Regions from separate parts of the Mus musculus genome. Here region 1 is linked to region 2. Evidence: chromatin loops called from intact Hi-C (ENCODE). Cell type or tissue: left cerebral cortex. All regions are shown on one strand. Links, peaks and the distances in the headings refer to the core of each region. The heading gives the core; the rest is flanking DNA.

What was found. A loop is a pair of places that touch in the nucleus more often than their neighbours do. Peaks named below come from ENCODE experiments on the same cell type or tissue, not always from the same donor. Only the 100,000 strongest peaks of a DNase experiment are listed, where the experiment ranks them.
Region 1: a loop joins it to region 2, with 2.5 times the contacts of the local background. A loop is called at or near these places in 2 of 42 quality-filtered maps.

What each region holds. Positions count from the first base shown.
Region 1 is chr2:120,862,709-120,871,041 of GRCm38, forward strand. It overlaps Ubr1 (ubiquitin protein ligase E3 component n-recognin 1), which reads right to left. Exons shown (of 47, transcript NM_009461.2): 43 at 8,281-8,333; 44 at 5,518-5,595; 45 at 3,682-3,852; 46 at 1,610-1,711; 47 at 1-83. AV039307 (expressed sequence AV039307) reads left to right here. Exons shown (of 4, transcript NR_038350.1): 3 at 586-710; 4 at 3,622-3,982. Among named protein-coding and RNA genes, the nearest start is that of AV039307, 16 kb to the left of the region's middle. In left cerebral cortex, for the core only: CTCF peaks have their summits at 2,823 (motif pointing right), 4,054 (motif pointing left) and 5,015; DNase peaks (open chromatin) are centred at 207, 4,061 and 4,835; H3K27ac peaks cover 1,250 bases.
Region 2 is chr2:120,750,715-120,759,047 of GRCm38, forward strand. Ttbk2 (tau tubulin kinase 2) reads right to left here. Exons shown (of 16, transcript NM_001024856.2): 12 at 5,116-5,332. Among named protein-coding and RNA genes, the nearest start is that of Cdan1, 23 kb to the left of the region's middle. In left cerebral cortex, for the core only: no CTCF peak of the experiment used is centred there; no DNase peak of the experiment used is centred there.

The DNA of each region.
Region 1 (8,333 bases), core at 159-8,158, 110 kb after region 2:
TCTCTTCTATAATGCAGTGCTGTTGCCAGACCAAATGCAGCTTCCGATACCGCTCCCGAGATAAATGAAGTGGGTTTCCTCTCCTTCAGGAAAAAAAAAAAAAAAACAAAGCTGACATCTAAGCTTTAACAGTGCCATCTCTAGTCTTAAATCAGTACACACTACCAAGACATCCCTGCAGCTATGAGCGCAAGCATCAGGACGAGGCCCAGAAACAGGGCAACTCTTCACTGATTACTAAGAACTTGGCACACCACTTAGTTAAGGAAGCAGAAATAGACTATTTGGGAAATCAGGTCTCATACATAATGAACATAATGAGACCTCATTTAAACAGGTTCTAACTTGAAGCAGCTCTGGTCTTTTCTGGTGGATAGCTGAATGAGGTTCTAATGGCTTTCTGTCCTCACAATTTACCCAGCTTCAGTTTATGATTTTGTGTAGGAGGTTAGGTTTGAGGCATAACACTAAGACCTTAAATCATTCTTCTCCTCAGAAATACTTTGTTTTATAACCTTCCCTATGATTCATCTTGCACATGCTTGGTGAACACTTTCTTGGTTTTTGTTTGTGTTTTTTTCTCAGTCTTGTTACAGTGTCCAGGCTGGGTGTGAACAGTGATACTCCAGTGACCTTCCTGCTTCATCCTCCCAGGTAGCAAGAACTCCGTATAGATGTGCATCATCATACCTGGCTTAGCAAATGTTTAAGTAAGTACATTTCTATTCCAGGGTTACCTAGTTTGCAACACTGTGCCAGCTAACACAAAAAGTCTGAAGTCTGTTGAGTACAGTCATAGCGATACCTGGCATCTCAGTCCCTGGAACATCAGATGTCTCAGCAACTTGTCAACTTTCACACTGTTTATCATTAACTTAAAAGTTCCACATTTTTGTACTTTTCTAGAACAACTCAAGATTATCCTCAGTTATTAACTATTTTGTTGTTGCTATTGGTTTTGTTTTTGAGATAAACTCTCACCATGTGGCCCTGGCTGGCCACTATTCAGATCTGATGAATCTTAAATTCAGAGACTCACCTGCACTTGCCTCTTGTGTACTGGAATTAAAAGTGACCTCCACCCTGACCAGCATTAACTACTTTGACCACTCAGTACCTTCCTCTTAAACTTAAAGGCAAGTCAAATGCTGTCTCGATAAAAACAAATCCCTATATAATCCATTAGAGCCCAAGCCCTATCTAGTGAGTCTATTCTTCTGGATGATATTTTAAAAGAATAATAAAGTTTGGGAGAGAACTCTGTCAGTCAAGTGCCTGCCATGCAAACCTGAGGGGCCTGAGTTCAAGGCCCCAAACCTACATAAAAAGTTGATAACATGTGGTACTGACCAGCTACTCAGCCTCCTAGCATCAGGGAACCTGTCTCACTGTCTCACCAGGCCCAGGTGCTAGAAAGTGGGCTCAGTGGTTAAGATACTAACGACTGTCAGAGGACCAAGGTTCAGTTCCCAGCATCCAAATGGCAGCTCACAAACATCAGTAACTCTATTTCTAGAGTTTACGTTTAAAGAACTATTAATATACACATACAATAAAGCAAATAAAATATAAGACAACTGATTAAACCTTCCACTAAAGAAAATCTTACTTTAGCCCTGGGTCTGTTTCTCCATATTCATCCAAGTAAGGGGCTGGGTAGGCACAGCCTCTGGCTTTTCCTTCCACCAGGACCACCCTGCATTCTCGGATTCTGAAAAGTAAATCCAATGTTAGCAAACACTGTTAGATACACATATGCAGATGATAGACATCGAATCAAAGTTAAAGACAAGACATGCTCAGTAAACATTTAATGAAAAGGCAATACAGCCGTGGATGAAAACACTATACTGTGGGGTGTTTTGTTTTGTTTGTTTTTGAAGAAAGGTCTCTCTGTGTAGCCCTGGCTGTCCTGCAACTCGCTCTGTAGACCAGGCTGGCCTCGAAAATCCACCTGCCTCTGCCTCCCAGTGCTGGGATTAAAAGGCGTGCGCCACCACTGCCTGCAATAAACTGTTTTGTCTGAGTAGAAGGAACAAACACTGCTGTTTTTCTTGATGCAATAGAAAAGGATCCATGAGCCAAGTGTGGTGGTGCACGTCTTTCTGAGTTCGAGGCCAGCTTGGTCTACAGATTGAGTTCCAGGACAGCCAGGGCTATACAGAGAAACCCTGTCTCGAAAAACAAAAACAAAAAAAAACCAAAAAAAAACAAAAAAAACAAAAAAAAAAGGATCCGTGGATCTAGAGAAATGGGAAATTAGTAATTCTACCTGGATATACTGAATGGGAGACTGTCCTGTGAGCCATAGGACCCTGGAGAAATGTGGCTGGGCCTATTTTTGCCTTTTCCTAACTTGCTACTTAGGCAGAAGGGGGCTTCAAGGAAGGATAGAGCACCCTCCAGTCTAGAACTGTTAAAGGCTTTCCTAGTTCAAGCCAACCTCCAATAGTACTTTGAGGACACTTGAGATGCTTATTGCAGAGAAATGGTTAAGGACCACAATGAGAAATCATAAGGCAAACAAATTACAAAAAATAGTTGGGATAGACAGACTTATTCCTGTGGCTTCAAGCAAACAAGTGTTTGAGTTTGACTTCTATACCGTTCTTTGCTCTTGTCTCAAAGGTTGCCTTTTTTAAAAAAAGATTTATTTATTTATTTATTTTATGCATATGAGTACCCTGCAACTATACAGATGATTGTGAGCCATCATGTGATTGCTAGGAATTGAACTCAGGACCTCTGCTTGCTCTGGTCCCTCTTGCTCCAGCCCAAAGACTTATTATTATATGTAAGTACACTGGAGCTGTCTTCAGACACACCAGAAGAGGGCGTCAGATCTCATTACGGATGGTTGTGAGCCACCATGTGGTTGCTGGGATTTGAACTCAGTACCTTTGGAAGAGCAGTCAGTGCTTTTACCTGCTAAGCCATCTAACCAGCCCCTCAAAGGTTGATAATATATCTTTAAGCAATGATAATATATCTCACAGTAAGTCTTAAGGGTTTATATAGGCAAAAATTGAATTTCACAGGAAAATGGACAGAAAAAACACAGAAATCAACTTTAAATTTGATTTCTCCCATGCAAGCTATCTTCGTTTATAAATAACTATTGTTCTAAGTAGTCAATCGTTTGTTTAAAGAAGGAAATAAAAACATCTTAAAGAAAGGCAAACATAGGCCTGCACTTGGGGGGCAGGATCTCTGAGAGTTCAAGGCCAGCCTGGTCTATATAGAGAGAACCTGTCTCAAAATAAATAGCTGGGTATGGTGGCCCATGCCTTTAATCCCAGTACTCTGGAGGCAGAAGCAGAAGATATCTGTAAGTTCCAGGCTAGCCTGGGTTACAAAACAAGTTCAAAGACAACCAGAACTACACAGAGAAGTTCTGTCCCAAAAAACCTAAATAAATATACAAGTAAACACACACATAAATAAGGCAGTCTGAAATTAATAATCTGCACATACTTTATAAGCATAAGTTTTAGGATTTCAAGCTTTCCTTTCATATCTAAATATTACACAGAACTGGGGTCACTGATATAAAGCCTATGCCATTAAAGATTTCTCTAACAATGAAGGAAATGTAAACAGAATATTATTTTTTTTTTAAAGAACTACTTATTCTACTGGCATATTCACTCGATACGTGTTTCCAGATGACTCCATACTCACTTTAAGAAAATGCAGACTCCAGCACCACAATGAAGCGCATGAAAAACGCACGCTCCAACCTCTTCCCCATTCACTATTTCTTGGCAACAGATGTTCTGAGAACACAGGATGGCCCCACAGAAAAGACAGAGGACAGGATGCTTTCGCTCATCATCTGCAGACCGTGGACACCTCAACAGGGGAAGACACATTCAGTGTGTTGGAAAACAAGAAGCACATCATGTATCTATTTAGTAATAAAGCCTGTTCCATCACTCACCCTACTCAGCAGAGAAATACAGGAATTTGTATTGCTCTTCCAGAAACTCTTGAGATCACTCTAGCCCCCCCATGCCTGCCTGTAACTACAGCTCCGAGGATCTGGTGCCCTCTGCTGGCCTCCACAGAAATTTGCACACATGAGTCATAGACATACATTAATAATAATAAATAACTCTCCCCCCCCCAAAAATTTTTTTTAACTTAGCTCCACTTAAAGGAGGCCTATGCTACCAGAGAATCTTGCTCCAGGTGACTGGTCAGCACAGCCTCCTGAGCCAGGCTCATCTGTGCTGCCCACTGCTCAGGAATTTTCCTCTAGCTCAACCTCCTATACCAAGTGATGACCCCAGTACCCCCTGCTTGAGCCGGCCTATGCCTGGGAACCTCCTATGCCAGACCTGCCTGCTCTTTACCTTGGTGAGAGAAGTTTCTTACTGAAATGGGTAGTTCACTTAGGGGCTGGTGAAGATGTAAAGACATAATGTCCCATACATTGCTGGTGAGACTGTTAAATGACACAGTGGGTTTGACACTAAAGAAAATCAAACATATGGCCTAGCAAATGACCTATGTATACATTCACATGAAATGAAAATTGTACATTCATCTGGCAGCTTGTATGTGAATGTTTATAGTACATTATTCATAATAGCTAAAAGGAAGAAACAATTTCATAAATATGAATGCCCATCTATGGAAGAAAATATAGACAACTGTGGTCTATATGTATAATAAAAAATATTAACCAAAATAGGAACAAATTTAATACAGCTACAACTTGGATAAGCCATAAAAACATATTGAGTGAAAGAAGACCCAGATTTCTGCTATGATGACACATCCACACAGCTAATCTCACAGAGTGAATCATCAGTGAGGAGGAGGCAAAAAGCCAGGGGCGTGCAAAGGAATCGGTGTTACAACTCCTCTGTAGTGGCGAGAGTTTGGACAGGCAAGAGGCAGTGAACAGTACAGCCTGCAGTAGTTCTGCGACTCTGTCAGTGATGAATGACAGAAGTGTGTACTGTAGCATGGTTTGAGGAAACCGAGTACAATGGATACACAGCAGTCTCTCCTCTTTTTAAAAAGATTTTATTGTACGTATGTGAGTACACTGTTGCTGTCTTCAGACACACCAGAAGAGGGCATCGGATCCCATTACAGATGGTTGTGAGCCACTATGTGGTTGCTGGGAAGTGAACTCAGGACCTCTGAAGAGCAGCTAATGCACTGAACCATCTCTCTAGCCCCTGGCAGTTACTTCTTAAGCAAGCCATACCCAGAAATCTGTGTGTATGTGTGGGGCTCAGAGACAGCTTGAAGGAGACTGTTCTCTGAGACAACAGGCTTGGCAGCTCCTTTACCAGCTGACCCCTCACTGGCCACTTTTTCACAATGAGTTCATTGGTTGTATGGTAGGCCAAATGCAAGTTCAGGAACGTTACAGTCTCTCTCTCTCTCCTCGCACGCACGCACACACGCACGCACGCGCGCACACGTGCACACACACACACACACACACACACACACACACACACACACACACACACACACACACACCCCTTTTCTTCTTACCTAAAGTGAGAAGCCTGATTTAGAAGACAGCTGTAGTCCTCAGGAAGCTCTATCAAACTATTTCTTTTTCTAGGGTACCTAGAGGCATAGTTTAAAAGACAGTGTTATACATAAGTAGGCAGATTAAAACTGAAGAAGGCTTCAGAGCATGCTACATTTACTTATCTATAAACTAAGGTTGAATATATTCCAACCATGGGCAATTCATCAATTTAATGTTTTCAGAAAAAATAAAGAAGAGAAATATTAAATGAACTTCATTAAGACTCAACAGTTTAAAAGATGTTAAATATAAGTATGAAGGAACTGGGCATAATTGTGTACATCTTTATAATCCTAGCATCAAGAGTCAGGCAGATCTGAGTTCAAGACCAGCCTGGTCTACATGGTGACTGTGTGTGTGCATATGTATACATTTATTAAGGAAACTCCCAAAACTCTTGAAGACTAAACAAGATACTGAAGTGAAACAGAATATGTTTAGCACTTGATATTCAGTGGCTAATGTTAGCATCCATTTCCTTTACAAGAGACGGTAAAAGACCCATGTAGTCTAAGGAGGGTCATCTGAGTAACAGGAGATTCTCCCTAGATGAAAATCAATTTATATTTTATAATTAAAAAATACTTTTCTTAAAGATTTATTTATATTATATGTAAGTACATTGTTGCTGTCTTCAGACACACCAGAAGAAGGCATTGGATCCCATTACAGATGGTTGTGAGCCACCATGTGGTTGCTGGGATTTGAACTCAGGACCTTTGGAAGAACAGTCAGTGCTCTTAACCACTGAATCATCTTTCCAGCCCCTAATTAAAAAATATTTTAAGAATATTATTTATTTTATGTATATGGGTTTGCCTACATGTATGTCTGTGCACCATGTGTGTGCTTGCTGCTCAACTTGGTCAGAAGACAAGGTTAGATCCCCTGAAACTAGAGTTATAGGTAGTTGTGAGCTGCCATGTAGGTGCTGGAAATTTAACCCCGGTTCTCTGGAAGAGCAGTATTCTTAACTTCTAAGCCATCTCTAAGCCTTTCACTTATAATTCTTAATTCAGCTAAAAATAATCTTCTCTAAAATTAACCCTGCCTCATTAAGAATTGTCTTATCAGGCATGGCAGCATGCTTGTAACTCTAACAGAGAGGAAACTGAGGCAAGAGGACTTTTTAGTTTGAGGTCAACTTGGGCTACATGCTATATAACAGTTGTAGGCTAGCTGGAATTACACAGTAAGACACAGTCTCAAAAACACCAAACAAACAAAAGAAGAATCTTTTCCTCTTTAAGTTTCCTTTTTCTTTTAATTTTGTAAAGATAGGTCCCATTTTGTAACTTGGGTTGGTTTCAGATTCAATGTGTAGCCCAGGCTGGCCTCAAATAAACAGCAATCCTTCTATCTCCGTCTCTCAAGTATTGGACTACAGGCACACCTACTTTCCTCTTTATATTTCTTTAAGGTATTAGTGGTATATCCTATATATTATTATATTTTGTGCTATAATGTTATATATATATACTATATATAAATCATGCAATGTATATAAAGTATACACATGTATATAACTAACTAAGATTGCCAGTTGCTCATAACCAAAGAGTATATGTGTGTTATCTCCTTTCAATTTCTCAGATTATTTCAGTACCATGCTGTGGAAAGATATTTAAAAGGTACACCATGATATGAAATAAAGAAAAAACTGCATGATAGTACTAGTTGAAAAATATATATTGACATCATAAGCTTTTCTATTTCTCTATATAGCGGTGTCTTTCCTTTCTGGGTACTGACCGGCCGCAGGGCTACTGTTATCAATCACTAACGTTGGGTTGTAGGGAATGCAGCTTATGCATATTTCCTGTAGCTGAACGGAGTTCAAGGGCTGAAGAGAAAATGGTACTAGGAACCAACTCTTGTATCAGTTTACTGAAGCAACTCAATCACATAACAATTAGATAATACACAGAATGTAATATAAGCCAGGCCACAGGCAAACGTGCCATTCTCTTGTTTGCTGTTTAGGGATTTAGGAGGCTGGAAGATATATATAGACACACTCACATGCCAGAGAAGACAGGCTTCAGGGAAAAGGTGGCATTTGGACATGTACTTGAGGGAAAATGTAGATTCGGACAGACCCATAACTCAAGAGAAAAGAGAGCTGAGGAAACTTCTTGTTAGTTTGGAAATAGTCTCATTTCCTTACAAAGCCCAATCTGGCCTGCCACTCATATGCCTCATACCTCAATCTCTCTCTTGGATCACAGCTATGTACCATCATGTACAGCCTAAGAAAAGTTTGTCTTTTTTTTTTCTTTTTTTTTTTGAGATATGCATGGGGTCTAGTTTCTAAGCATATACACAAGAAGGGGAGAAGACTGTCAGATCTATTTATATTGTTATTCTCAAAGGGTGGGGAAACTGATTTATATGAACAGTGTAAACCACCACCTCCTGGCTTTAGTAAACCAGCAGCTCCCAGACACAAGCTCCGTTGCCTTTTGACAGGCAGGTACCAATTCAAGGATGATTCCTCCAGTGGAGCTGGTGGCTTCTGACAATTTAAGAAGGAAGGATAACCATTTCTGAGAAAAAAATCAGTGTAGGAAAAACCTGATATCTGGCGGCAAAGACCAACAGATATCCAGGAAACAGTGAACTGAGAATAAAGGGGACAGGCTAGAATTAAGGCAAACCAGCCAAGCATTTTAGAAACACAGTTCTGGATATATCGAAAAGATTTAAATAGTAAAACCAACCTGACCACAGCACTTTTCTGCTTCAAAGACTTGAGTAAGGCAGGATCTCCACA
Region 2 (8,333 bases), core at 169-8,168:
TAAGATATTTTGACTTTGGGCCTGGAGAAATGACTCAGCAGTTAAGAACATCTACTGCTCTTGCAGAAGACTACATACAGTTTGAGTACCAGCCCCACATCAGGTGACTCAACCCCAGGTGACTCCCACTCCAGGGGCTCTGAAGACTCTGGCCTCCATGAGTACCTGCACACACATGCTCATAATTAAGAATAAATAAAAATATTAGACAGTAACAGTTTAATTTTATTTAATTTCTGTTTGTCAATTCTTTTTTATGATAAGTACACTGTTGCTGTCTTCAGACATACCAGAAAAGGGCATCAGATCCCATTACAGATGGTTGTGAGCCACCATGTGGTTGCTGGGAATTGAACTCAGGACCTCTGGAACTCACCATCTCTCCAGCCTATCTACTTAGATGTTTAAAGAACCCTATTCTATTATACTAAAACTAAATCTTAGAAAGGATGATATCTTTTGAGACATACAGATCTCACAAGAGTTATGAGAGACTGCCAAAATTGTCATACCCCTTTCTTATTATACCCCTCAAAAACAAACAACAAAACCAACTCTTTGGGTTAGAACAAGAAGCTGCTGGAAACTGTCAGGACAGAGCAGAAAGCTGGGCACAGAGTAATACAAAGTGCCAAGTTCCTCCAGGCTACACAGAGTCTGTCTCAAACCAACCAACAAATCCAAACAATCAAATCTCTCAGGCTGGAGAGATGGCTCAGAAGTTACTAGCACTCATGATGGGTCACATCTATCTGTATCTCTAGTTCCAGAGGCTCTGACACCCACTTCTGGTGTCTGTGGGCAACAGGCTCAAAGACATACATGCAAGCAAAACACCTACACACATAAAACAAAAATAAAAATTAAAAGAAAAGAAAACTGGGCTGGAGAGATGGCTCAATGGTTAAGAGCACTGACTGCTCCTCTGAAGGTCCTGAGTTCAAATCCCAGCAACCACATGGTGGCTCATAACCATCTGTAATGAGATCTGATGCTCTCTTCTGGGGTGTCTCAAGACAACTACAGTGTACTCACATATAATAAATAAATAAATAAATAAATAAATAAATAAATAAATAAATAAATCTTTTAAAAAAAGAAAAGAAAACCAAAACTATTAAAATCCAATTTGTCCTGGCACCATAAATACTGCCCCAGTTGATATTCTACAAATTAGTATTAGGCTTAGCATAACTGAGGCATTGAGGTCAATCTCCAGCAATGTACATACAATACTGAATCCCTACTTTTTACTCCTCATTGCTGACTACTATGTGTAGATATTATTCGTTAGCAAGACCACTTGCTGTTAATGCTTTTACAAATGACAGAGTATATATGTCTAGGCTATAATCTGAAAGTCTAAACTCGCATGCTGTATTTCATGTACTGAACTAATTACAAAGATAATGGAGTGGAGGCAATGACTAGGTCATGGAGGCTGAGTTTTTATAAAATTGGTATCCTTATAGAGGGTCCTAAAGAGACCCCCAAATCTGTCTTGATCACCGTGAGTAATAAAGTTCTGTTGTTTGCAAGGTACCTATGTCATGATATTTTTTATTATAGCAGCCCAAACATACTAAGAATATATCCTTAAGGGTATTTTCTTTTTTTAAAAAAGATAACATTTCACTTGAAAAAAAAATTACCTGGGATAAAGATGGAGCAGAGACTGAGGGAACAGCCAACCAACGACTGCACCAACTTGAGATTCATGCCATGTGAGAGAGCTACCCCCTAATACTATTAATGATGCTCTGCTCTGCTTGCAGACAGGAGCCTAGCATAACTGTCTCCTCAGAGGCTCCAATCAGCAGCGGATGGAGGCAGACATAGAGACCCACAGCAAAACATCAGGGAGCTCAGGAAGTCTAGTGGGAGAGTCAGGGATAGAAGTGGGCAAGTTGCAATCATAGTGTGCCTAGTTGCTGATGCTCTATTCCACACCTGGAAACCATTAAAAAAACTCACCTAACAGGCCACCTCTCCTTCAAGCCTGGGACGACCCCAGTGCACTGGAACAATAAATTCCTCTTGCTTTTTGCACTGGGAAGAAGATGAAGAGGAGGAGGAGGAGGAGGAGGAGGAGGAAGGAAGGAAGGAAGGAAGGAAGGAAGGAAGGAAGGAAGGAAGGAAGGAAGGAAGGAAGGAAGGAAGGGGAGGAGGAGGAAGATGAAAAAGAGGAGGAGGAAGATGAAGAAGAGGAGGAGGAGGAAGAGGAAGAGGAGAGGGAAAAGGAAGAGGAGGGAGGAAGAAGAGGAAGAGGAGGAAGAGGAGGAAGGTGACAGAAGCAAGCTGGTGGTGTCGAGGATGCCACAAGAAGACCCACAGAGCCAACTACCCTGGGACCATGGGGACTCACAGAGAGGAGATTATCAACCAGGGAGTGTGCAGGAGCTGGACCTAGACCTCCTACACATTTGTAGCAAATGTGCAGCTTGGTCTTCATGTGGGTCTCCTAACAAGCCGAGCAGGGGCTCTCTCAGTCTCTGCTCCCTCCCACTGGATCCCCTTACCCCTACCTGGGACTGCTTGGTTGGGCCTCAGTGGGAGAGGATGTGCTTAGTCCTGCTGGGACTAGATGTCCCAAGGTAGGGTACTACCCAAGGGAAGCTCCCCTTCTTTGAGAAGGGGAAGGAACAATGGGGAGAGGAGAGGAGGAAGAGGGCTGTGGTTGACATATAAAGTGAATAAAATGATAAATTACTGAAAACTTAAAAAAAAAAACTACCTTCATTCCTAACTGCATACTGGGGCCTATGCCTGTGCACTGTGTGCGTGTGTATGTGCGTGCGCACATGCGCATGTGTGCGTGCATGTTAGTATATGTACTAGCTAGTTTTGTGTCAACTTGACACAGGCTGGAGTTATCACAGAGAAAGGAGCTTCAGTTGAGGAAATGCCTCCATGAGATCCAACTGTAAGGCATTTTCTCAACTAGTGATCAAGGAGGGAAAGGCCCCTTGTGGGTGGGACCATTTCTGGGCTGGTAGTCAGTTCTATAAGAGAGCAGGCTGAGCAAGCCAGGGGAAGCAAGCCAGTAAAGTACATCTTTCCATGGCCTCTGCATCAGCTCCTGCTTCCTGACCTGCTTGAGTTCCAGTCCTGACTTCCTTGGTGATGAACAGCAATGTGGAAGTGTAAGCCGAATAAACCCTTTCCTCCCCAACTGCTTCCTGGTCATGACGTTTGTCCAGGAATAGAGACCCTGACTGAGACAGCATATGAGCACTGAGTGTAGATGCTCTCAGGAATCCAAAAGCATCAGCTCTGGAGCTGGGATTAAAGGCTGAGCTTACAGACATGGATGTGTTGTGCATGGAACTCAGGGCCTTTTCAACAGCAGTGCATGTTTTAATAGCTGTGCTACCTCTCCAGTCCTCCTTAAGATAAAGAACTGGGTTTGTGAAATATTCATAAATATATATTATTATACTTTGTTCTCGTTTTTATCTCCATGCCACCCTCTTCTCTCAAATTTATAGTTATATAATTATTAACTGTACAAAGTTAGGACAAACTCCTCAGAACTGATCACAGATGATCTTGGGAGGATATTCATAAAAGGATGACTAGCCAACTTTCTACCAACCATATTTTAAGGCTGAACCCTAAGCTTCAACCTCCTTCCCAACCACACCCCCTTTTTTTTATTTTTTTAATAGCTATCATTTTCGAGACAAGGTCTCACTCACTGTGTAGCTGTGCCTGGCCTAGAACTCACTATAAACCAGCATGGCCCCAAACTCACAAAGATCCACCTGCCTCTCTACCTCCCAACTACCATGATTAAAGATACATGCCACAGCACATAACAACTACTACTGTAATGAATGGCCTTTTCAACAATATCTTCATATTCCACAAAAGGAAAAGAATAAACAATGAGAGCAAAGAAAAGTCTGGGGATAATCTGCCCAAGAGTTAAAAACTCATCTGTTTCTCTTCCACACTTACAAGTGTACATGTGTACAATTGTATTTTATTTAGCATCCACTTTCCCTGACATGCCGGCCTCTTCACCTCATTAGAGACAGGTCACCAAGGCTGTGAACAGAGCTACACTGATCAGAGTCATGTCATCTGGAAAAATGATCCACTTTTACTCTATAGATATTTCTTTTCTGTTTGTTGTATGATTTCCCCTGTCTTCCTTTCTTCCATTCTTTATGGTGATGGTAGAGACGGAACCCAAAGCCTTACACATGCTAGTCAAGTGCTTGACCACTAATTCCCACTCACACTCTTGATTCATTTTAAATATCTATCTTTTCCATAACATACACTGAATACTGATGACTGGTATCTAAACCTGAGCACTTTGGACCACATTAGCTAAAAGATAATTTCACAGTTTCAAATATTTAAAACAATTGTCAAGGGGGCTGGAGAGATGGCTTGGTGCAGAGATAGCAGAAATCACTTGCTGCACTTGTAGAGCACCACATGTTGACTCACAACCATCAACAACTCCAGTGCCAGGGGACCCAGTGCCACCTTCTGATCTCCACGGACACTAGACACACGTGTGGTACAAATACATACATACATACAGGTAAAACAGCTATATACATAAAAATCTTGAAAAAGTTTTAAGATAAAATAAGTAGCAATACTATGTTCTACTTTACACTCAGAAGTGAGAATCATAAGCTGGTGGATTACTTAGTGGGTAAAGTTTCCTTTTCTTTTCGTAAATGAAAATAAACGGTTTCATTTACCCCTTCCCTTTCGTCCCTCCAACCTTCCCCATGAACTCTTGCCTCCTCAGCTGTCAATTCATGGTGTCTATTTTTCAACTGTCACTACATATATATGTATCTATCTTCCTAATACATAAACCAACCTGCTTGGTCCATATGATGTTATGTGTGTATATATGGTTTCAGGGATGAACACTTGCTATTGAACAATCAATTTGAGGGCTCCTCCCTGGTGTGACTAGGATGACCTGGGTTTGATCTCCAGGACTAAGGCGGTAGAAAGAAGACTGTCTCTCCTCCCCTCCCCCCGCCCTCTCTCTTTCCTTCCTCCCTGTCTCAACTGTGTATCAGTAAGAGAAGAGTAGTAAATACACAGAAAAAGATTACTTCATATGTAAGAAATACACACTTTGCAAATTCCCAGCTTTATCTTGTTCTTGTTGATATCCATCTCTTCCCAGACATCCTTTTCCTGAGGGCGTGGGTGCCCCAGAGATCCAGGCAATTTATCTGGTGATACACCAACAGGGATTCCGTTCTCCCCATCACTAAGCTGTTCATCTGGAAACACTTCATCTGTATTTTCTCGAAGCAAGTCTCCTGGGATGGGGGTGGCATTTGCAATTCTGAAAAGTTAGGAGAGCAAATCAGTAAACTTCAAAAGACCAGAATAAAGAGTTACCATAAAGCCGGGCGTGGTGGCACACGCCTTCAATCCCTGCACTTGGAAGGCAGAGGCAGGCGGATTTCTGAGCTCCAGGCCAGCCTGGTCTACAAAGTGAGTTCCAGGAGTGCCAGGGCTATACAGAGAAACCCTGTCTCGAAAAAAAAAAAAAAAGACTATACTACATTTTTGTCTCTAAGTGATAAGTCTATACATAATTAAGAGTTAAGTAAAACCTAAAACTCTTTTAACACTAATTTTATGTTAATACTGAAAAGGAAACTTTTTTAAAGTGGGAGAAGTTAAAATTTTGAATATGACTGTCAATGCAAATCTTAATACAACTCACTGATTTGACACTTTTTTGTTTGTTTGTTTGTCTGTTTGTTTTTCAAGACAGGGTTTCTTTGTGTAAACCATGCTGTCCTGGAACTTGTTTTGTAGACCAGGCTGGCCTTGAACCCACAGAGATCTTCCTGTCTCTGCCTTCTGAGTGTATGTACCACCACCTTGGCTAACAATTACTTTAAAAGCCTGAAACATCTGTTCTATTTTCCATGAAGCTCTCATCAATAAAATAAAATAAAATAATTTGCCATTTTTGCCAACAATAAAAACAATTATAGGGAAGTACTAAGTGCTATTAGTAAATAAATAGGGGTCAGGTGACTTTTTAGTATGAAATGTGTACCACTGTTTATTTTATTTCATTCAATGTATTTTGATCATTTTTACCTCCTGGAACTCACTCCATCTTTATGTTCTTTTTCTCTCTCTCAAACAAAACAAAATAAAACAAAACAAGGGCTGGAGAGATGGCTCAGAGGTTGAGTAAGGGCTGTTCTTCCAGAGGTCCCGAGTTCAATTCCCAGCAATCACATAGTGGCTTGTGACCATGTATGATCTGGTACCCTCTTCTGGCTTGCCTGCATATATGCAGACAGAACACTGTATGCATAATAAATCTTTTTTTTTTTTAAGGATGTGGTAAAACTATTAAAAAGGGGAGTGGGCTGGAGAAATGGCTCAGCAGTTAAGAGCTCCAACTGCTCTTCCAAAGGTTGTGAGTTCAAATCCCAGTAACCACATGGTGGCTCACAACCATCTGTAATGAGATCTGATGCCCTCTTCTGGGGTGTCTGAAGACAGCTACAGTGTACTTACATATAGTAAATAAATAAATTAAAAATAAAACTATAAAAGGATGTGGTTCCTACACAGTTAAAAAAAAACCCTACAAAAACATAGAAATGAAAATCAAACCAACTGGCAAACAACCAATAAGACGAAAGAAAGCCCAAGTGGAAGAGCACTGTGCACTCACTGTCTTCTTGCTACTGAGGTCACTAAGCTCCTACCAGGTGTAAGGCCTCCCTCAGGCAACAAAGGAGGTGAAAACCCTTGAGTTTCCCCTCGGGGGAAACTAGAAATTCTGAAATTACAGAATTCATACAGTTCTACATGAGAAAAATACAAAATAGGGGTAGGTATTTGTCTAAACACTCCTGTTTTCCTTTCTTTCGAGAAAGAGTCTTACTTTGATCCCATACTGGGATTGAGTAGAGCTCTTCCCAAATCCTGGGATGACAGAAGTGTGCTATTATGCATGGCTATATACATTTCCTTTGAATGAATTCCAGGTCCTATTTACATAGTTGACATCACTCAGCCTGCTAGTCCATGACAGGCTTTTACTTGTTGGTCATCAGTCAGTTACTAGACTCAAAAGGCCTCTGATAACTTTATGTTCCATAAATACTAGTGTTTAAAAAAATATTTCTGAGCTAGAGAGATGGTTCAGCAGTTAAAAGCACTGACTGCTCTTCCAGGGGTCCTGAGTTCAATTCCCAGCAACCACATGGTGGCTCACAACCATCTGTAATGGGATCCCAACGCTCTCTTCTGGTGTGTCTGAAGACAGCTACAGTGTACTCATATACATTAAAGAAATAAAAATAAGTATTTTTTTTTAAAAAGGAAAGAAAAAAAGATATTTCTGGCTGAACACAAGATTTAGCAAACAAAGAAACTTCTAACAAGTAACCTGGAATACCTAAACATGGGAAAAAGTCTTTAGATAACCTTGCCAGGCACACCTTTAGATTCTGTACTTAGGAGGCAGAGGCAAGTGGATCTTTGTGAGTTCAAGGTTAGTCTGGTCTAAATAGCAAGTTCTAATCAAGTCAGAGAGATATACTGAGAATCTGTCTCCAAACAAAACAAAACAAACTAACAAAAACCCCAAAACAGTAAAAACAAAACAAACAATCAATCAAAAGAGAGGAAACCTTCTCAGGCAACCACTCTGAAGTACTCCCAAGGTAACAATGTGCTCTAGCATAAATGGTCCTAGGGGTGCTTCATTGTCTTGTTCTAGTTTCCTGCCCTGCCTCTCCCTCTGCCTAAGTGGTCAATGTTCAGTGATGTCTTTGTCAATACTGTAGGTAACAATCTAGAAAACTCATTCTTCCCGAACCACAGCTCTCACAAGGAGACCTCGCAGCCCAGTAAAGCAGCCCCTGTGGCTCAGACACAGAGGAAAGAGGTGACAGTGGTCAGAAATAGTCCAAATATACTCATTATTAAAGGTCAGAAATAAACTGAGTAACGGAAGATTTTTCAGGCATGAGTTTAAATATAATTTACTGATACAAGGAAAGCTTTCTCGAAGGTTCGTCTACTCACCATACTTTCTTAACAGTTTGATCCCTCAATGTTCCAAACTCTCCCCTGACGGCCATCATTCTCCTCCTCTGCAACAGTCCCACTTCCTAGTTCCCCTTTCTACGCCTCAGGAAATAAAGTCATCTGTCCCCAGCTTTCCTCACCTGTTCTACAATATCACACACTTCAGGGGACTCATCCCTGTCTTTTCCATACAGCTTCTCTTCCGCACGATACAGTTCTCCTTTGTAGTTAATTCCTTAGTTTTCACTCCTTCCATATTGTTTTGTTTTGTTTGT